Linked DNA regions of Homo sapiens: region 1 is linked to region 2. A link is a loop called in an ENCODE intact Hi-C map of the cell type or tissue named here. Cell type or tissue: heart right ventricle. All regions are shown on one strand. Each heading gives the region's core, and the rest is flanking DNA. Links, peaks and the distances in the headings are about the cores only. Region 1 overlaps LRRFIP1 (LRR binding FLII interacting protein 1). Region 2 overlaps LRRFIP1 (LRR binding FLII interacting protein 1).

Evidence for each region. Peaks named below come from ENCODE experiments on the same cell type or tissue, not always from the same donor. Only the 100,000 strongest peaks of a DNase experiment are listed, where the experiment ranks them.
Region 1: it touches region 2 in a loop (7-fold over the local background); 5 of 110 quality-filtered maps call a loop at or near these places.

Annotation. Positions count from the first base shown.
Region 1 is chr2:237,727,424-237,730,336 of GRCh38, reverse strand. It overlaps LRRFIP1 (LRR binding FLII interacting protein 1), which reads right to left. Exons shown (of 24, transcript NM_001137550.2): 8 at 2,402-2,461. Among named protein-coding and RNA genes, the nearest start is that of RBM44, 70 kb to the left of the region's middle. In heart right ventricle, for the core only: no CTCF peak of the experiment used is centred there; no DNase peak of the experiment used is centred there; H3K4me3 peaks cover 303 bases; H3K27ac peaks cover 2,364 bases.
Region 2 is chr2:237,668,749-237,671,661 of GRCh38, reverse strand. All of the region lies in intron 1 of LRRFIP1 (LRR binding FLII interacting protein 1), which reads right to left. Among named protein-coding and RNA genes, the nearest start is that of LRRFIP1, 43 kb to the right of the region's middle. In heart right ventricle, for the core only: no CTCF peak of the experiment used is centred there; DNase peaks (open chromatin) are centred at 812, 1,407 and 1,841; H3K27ac peaks cover 2,444 bases.

The sequences.
Region 1 (2,913 bases), core at 176-2,675, 59 kb before region 2:
AGACCGATGCATGTTTGTAGAGAATGGGAAGGAACTCTGTTGTGTAAACATGTGGATTTGGATGAGACTCTGGATTTTCCTTCCAAGTCTAGTCCATGCCCAAGAAACCACCACAAAGTTTGCATGTACTCTTCAAAGTAGTTCTGTTTTCAGAAACTCTCAAGAATTCAAGAGCATTCTTCTAATTATTTTTTTCCTTTTGATTAATTCTAATTAGAAAATATACACAAAAACACGTCCTTTCATTGCAGCCAGCTGAATGCCACAATTCACATTCGAGCTGGTGTGGTCAAACGCAGCACACTGGAGTACATCTGAATGAAGGAGCTCATGTTAACTGCTGCTTTTCACGTCAATAACACAGCTACCCAAACAAAAATCCGTCAAACAGACACCGAAAGAGAAAAGTAGAGCTGAATCCACACACACAAGATTGCATGCTACAAAATCTGCGGTTTCTGAAGAGAATGTGAAAGATTTAAATGGAAACCAACCAACTTCTCCTCCCTGGATGATGACAAAGTAGAGAATCTGCTGTCACCGCTGTAGCTGGAATTCTGAGCACCAAAGAAGAAAACACGTTTAAGTGACAAGCACTTCCTTACGACTCCAAAAGCACCCCCATCCCATTCAAAAGGCGAACATGGAACAGCACAACCGAGCCAACACTAGGAGCCCAGGAACGCTAGTTTATCTAAAGACGCGAGGCACAAACAGTACAGCAGAGATTCTTAACAACTGGAGATTCTAAGCTGTATTTTCACCTTCAGTGTTTGTGTCTTGGTGATGCCAGGGGTGTATCTAGTACTGCTTTTCACAATCTCATATCCCTAGCACGATTCGTAATTACTGAGTTTCACACTGCGTTGTCAGTAAACTCCTTGTCTTATCTCCTTGGGTAACTAAAATTCCATTTATTGCAAAATTTTCAATCTTTCTTCAGCCCAGCCCGCCTGCGGGCTATAGCTCAGCCCTGGGGTGCCAGAAAGGTGGGTGGAGTGTGACAGCCTGCTGCCACCCGTCCACTGGAGAGCCCTTATCCACAGAGTGCAAATGCCCTGAAGGCCATCTTTACGTGTCTTGAGTATACATTTTTAAAATGTCGCATCCAGCCGGGTGCCATGGCTCATGCCTGTAATCCCAGCATTTTGGGAGGCCGAGGTGCGCAGATCACCTGAGGTCAGGAGTTCGAGACCAGCCTGGCCAGCAGGGTGAAACTCCATCTCTACTAAAAAATACAAAAAAAATTAGCCAGGTGTGGTAGTGGATGCCTGTAATCCAAGCTACTTGGGAGGCTGAGGCAGGAGAATCGCTCGAACCCAGGAGGCAGAGGTTGCAGTGAGCTGAGATAGCACCACTGCACTCCAGCCTGGGTGAGGGCACGAGACTTTGTCTCAAAAAATAAATAATTAAAGTGCATGCAATGCTAAATAGGTAAATAGGAATGAGCAAGTAAAAACAACTTGATCAGCTGGTTTCAGAAAGCTAAAGACGGCTTTGGTCGGGGAGAGGGAAGAAGGTCTGGGTGGGGTCACTCATTTGAAGCCCAAAAGTATAATTTAAGCATACACATGATATCTTAATATAACATAATTAAGATAAATGAAAAGAAATACTATTTTACACAATTAGGAATATTACTAAAAGAAAAAAATGAAGCATGAGAACAGGAAATTTTTAGACCATTTCACACAGAATGGACCTGTGGGATATCGTGAAGCTTAATGGAAATGTATCCAGTGTAACCTTCTAAAATCCCCAATGACCTCCTGTCCTTGATTAATCCAAAGCCCTCCCCACCCCCGCCCGGTCTCCCTAATGCCCCTGCCACTGGCACCACTCCCTCTCTCTCCCCCTAGAGCAGCACCCTTTCCTTCCACCAGCTCCTTCCTGCCTCCCACCCCTTAACTGGGAGCCTTCCAAGCATCTGCATTGTTTTATTCTCCTTTTCCTCTCCAGAAAAACACAGGTGCTTGTACACATGCCTTTAAGGTAAACATTAAAATTACAAATGACAGATGTGGAGACTGCGAAAATGTTGGATTTAGTATCTTTGAAAGCTGAATATACTTAATACACACATTATATACATACACCCAGGGGAATACAGTAATGAAAGAGTTAATCTTTAATTTCAGATCTTTTAAAACTTGAGATTCTTATCAATATCTACCCCTTATACTAACAATCAGAATGTTGGAGGGCTAACATTCTCAGAATGTTTGCTAGTTGAAAAACATTATCTTTCATTCCATCATGTGCTAGGAAAAAAAAGACAGACCGATTTTAAAATTTAAAAACAGCAAAGAAGCTAAATTTAAATTTAGCAATTAGTTTTTAGTTCTAGAAGCTTTGAAACAACCTATTTGAATTTTGAGCCATGCAAATTTACTATACTAACCCTGCCAGATCTTCTATTCAGGGACTGTGATCCATACAATTCTCCATCATAACCATTTGTCTGTTTCAATGAAGAAAAGAGAAAAACTGACATCAGTACACAAATGAATTCACAGGTACAAATCAGCAGGGACCAACCAGCCAGGTATAAGGTGACCTTTCTTGTGGAGCGGATGAATGACCAGTCCAGGACAGTACAAGTCCTGGCAGCTCCCAAACTGCATCCCTGCCGCCGTCTGCTCCCCCGCAGCTCAGGAGGGAACAGCAGTCAAGCTAACCAAGTCAGTAGGCTTCATGTCACATGCCACTCTTAGTTTTAAAGTGGCACCAAGTCCCTCCACGGGGTGGAACATTTGGGCTTGGTGTGGCCATTTCCTTGTCAGGCTGTTTCTGGTTTTATGGTGGCTCTGTGGACATTCTGCTTGCAAGAAGCCACATGCCAGGCCGATGGGTAGTGATTCAGCCTGAGTCAATGAGTTTTCAGTTCCTGGTTCAGGGTCTTTGAAAATTATG
Region 2 (2,913 bases), core at 296-2,795:
AGGGGTGATGAGCTGCCCACTGCAGGGTGAGAGCTCCTGAGCCACTCCTTGCTGCCCCGGCTTCCGTCCCCTTACCTGTCTTCCTTGTCCCTGTGACCCCAGCTCATCCTACCACAGTTCCCTTTAGTTGCTGGAAGACAAAAGGCTCACATGACATGAAATGTATTGTTACAATAGGTTTATCTCTGATTTAAACGTCTCCAACTTTAAAGTACCCAACCTATAAGCCAGTAAGAGAGCATCTATTCTGTGCCTTCCTGGGTTTCTGATGTGTGACAAGCAAATTAGCATTTGTGGGATCACGGATGTGCTCCGATTTGTTTTCTTAAGTGGAGTTGAAGTGTTTCAGAGCCTTAGCTGGTTTGAAGGCCTCTGGCTCTCAGATCTGTATGGCTGTGGCAGCTTATAACCACTATGGACACTTGTAGGATATGTGTGTAGTGCAGGTTATCACACGAGGGACACAAGTCCATGGGTCACTGCTTGGAAAGGGAACTTCTGGGATCATCAACGGTAATGGTCATTCGAAGCTGAAGGGGTTCCCTTGTTCAAAATCTCTGGACTCTTCATATGCAACAGGCCAGTTCTCCCCAGGGAGAACATAGCGCTCTTCAGATGAAATGCGAGGGATGGAATGGAACTTTCAAAGTAGGGGCTTGGGCTGCCCCACACAGCTGTTAGTGCCAGCAGCCTCTGTCATCTTCACGACCTCCGTGGGACTCCCAGGGAAAATATTTCTAAGTGAGGAGGAGGAGAGGGAGGAGGAGACCCTGCCGCTGAGGATGTTCCAGACGTTCGGAAAATGCCTGGCACGCTTCCATGTGCTTGCTTCTCGTAACGGCCCCACGGGGAGGAACAATCATGCTTTCTAGCTTAGACGCAGAAACTGAGGCAGGCAGGGGACGCAGCCTGCAGAGGTCCCATAGTCCTGAGCCACACAGCCAGAGCTGGGCCCAGGCAGGCAGGACCTGCCATCTGGGAGCGCTGTGACAGACATTCCTTAGACTGCCACCGAGTGCTGGCCCTGCAGGCGCTGTGTTGGGCACTTTCTATGTCTTAGTGCAGGTAAGTCTCAACAGCCTTGCAAAGTCTGTATTATCATCTGCACAGCACCAATGTGGAAACTGAGGCTCGGTGAGGCACGTACTGTAGTTGACACAGCTTCAATTCAGCTCAGCAGACCTCTGGCTCAGCATGATGGGCTGTCGGTGTTGCTGGCTCTGTCCTACCCCACCCCTGGCTTTCACAGAACAAATAAACATTTTCCCCTCCATCTTAAAATCACAGCCAGGAAGGGGCCTCCTAGTACATCTGGCCTAGGGCCGCTGCTCCCCAGCAGACCAATGTCATTATCTCAGGCTTGACCAGTGACCTGCCCAAGGCCACACAGCCAAGGGACACACCGAGGTGTCGGGGCACTGACGTCCCGGTGCAGGACGACCTCCTGTTGATCGACACTGCTTTCTGCCCTGCCAGCTGTGTTCTCATGACAGCAGATAGCTTTATTTGGGACATTTCAGACGTTTTCCTCTCTGCAAAATATCCAGTTGACAAATCATCATGAGAATATGCATTACGTTTTCCTTTCTAAAATTAGAACTATCTCCCACCATTTGTCAAATGCCCAAGAACACAGGAAAACTGACTCTTCCCAGCTGGTTTTCATTAGATGATATGGTGTCTAATATTCAAATCTGTCCAAAGACGGCCCCAATCTTTTGCCAGAAGTTGACTCAAGCTGATTCTCCCAAAAGCAACGTGCGAGGCTCTATGCCACGTGCACACATCCCACATTTGGGCGGAAATGGAGACCGGTCAGGCTTCTGCTACTCAGCCACTGTTTCCTAGGAATGAGCTCATGGAACAGCCGGTCCATGTTTAATGACACCGTTATTTTTACAGGGAGGAGTGTGGTTAAGCATTTACCCGGGGTGGAGGCATCACTGTGGTTCTGCTGAACTCCAGCTTTTAGCACTCACTCCTCTGCTCAACAAACCGTGACGGCCTCAACATCATACAAGAGAAAGCCCGGCAGGAAACTCCGTTTAGGGTTATCAAGCACCTGGTCAGGCATATTTCTTTAAAGACATGAGGAAGATATTCAGTTCCTAATCTAAACTGAAAAAAAATATTTGCAACAACTATGAAAAAGGTTAATAAGCAATCCACAAATCAGCAAGAAAATATCAACACTCACTCTAAGACACGTTTTGACGATTTGAAAAAGAACTTGAGATACCTAAGAATCAGTTAGCTGCCAGTTTTTAGCTGTCAAATTTACAAAGCTGAGATAATCACAGTACTTAATCCTGTGATGAACAAGACACTCTCAGACAACACAAATGCAAGTGTAAACTGATACACCCTTTCAGGAAAGCAAAGCTCCAGGTCCTTAACCGTGTTTGTAGGTTTGGGGTTTAAATTGCACTTCTAATATTCTAATTTAAGGAAATAATTTGAAGTAGAAAAACCTCACTCTTAAAGATGTTCACTGCAATGCTATTCACCGCAGTAAACAAACACAAAAGCCTCAGTGTCCAGCAATACGGAAGTGAGGACGTGATGGTGCATCCTCAAAGCCATATTTTGTGGCCATTAAAACATTTTTACAGAGCATTTGATACAAGAGTTACGCTTATTTCTTTCCTTAAAAAAAGGAGATTTTAAAAATGCGCTATTTAGAGACACATAATTGAGACTATGTTAAAAAAAAGTCACAGATAAAAGAATGGAGAAAAATAAACAAAATGTTAACAGGTATTGTGCTTGGTCAAGTATGAGGCATAATTTTTATTTTCTACTATTGCCTGAATTTTCCTTATTATTTTTCTATAATAAACATGTATTACGTTTAATATAATAAATATTTTCTTTCAGCAACAATTACCCTTGTTGCTGATTTCTTCATTTATT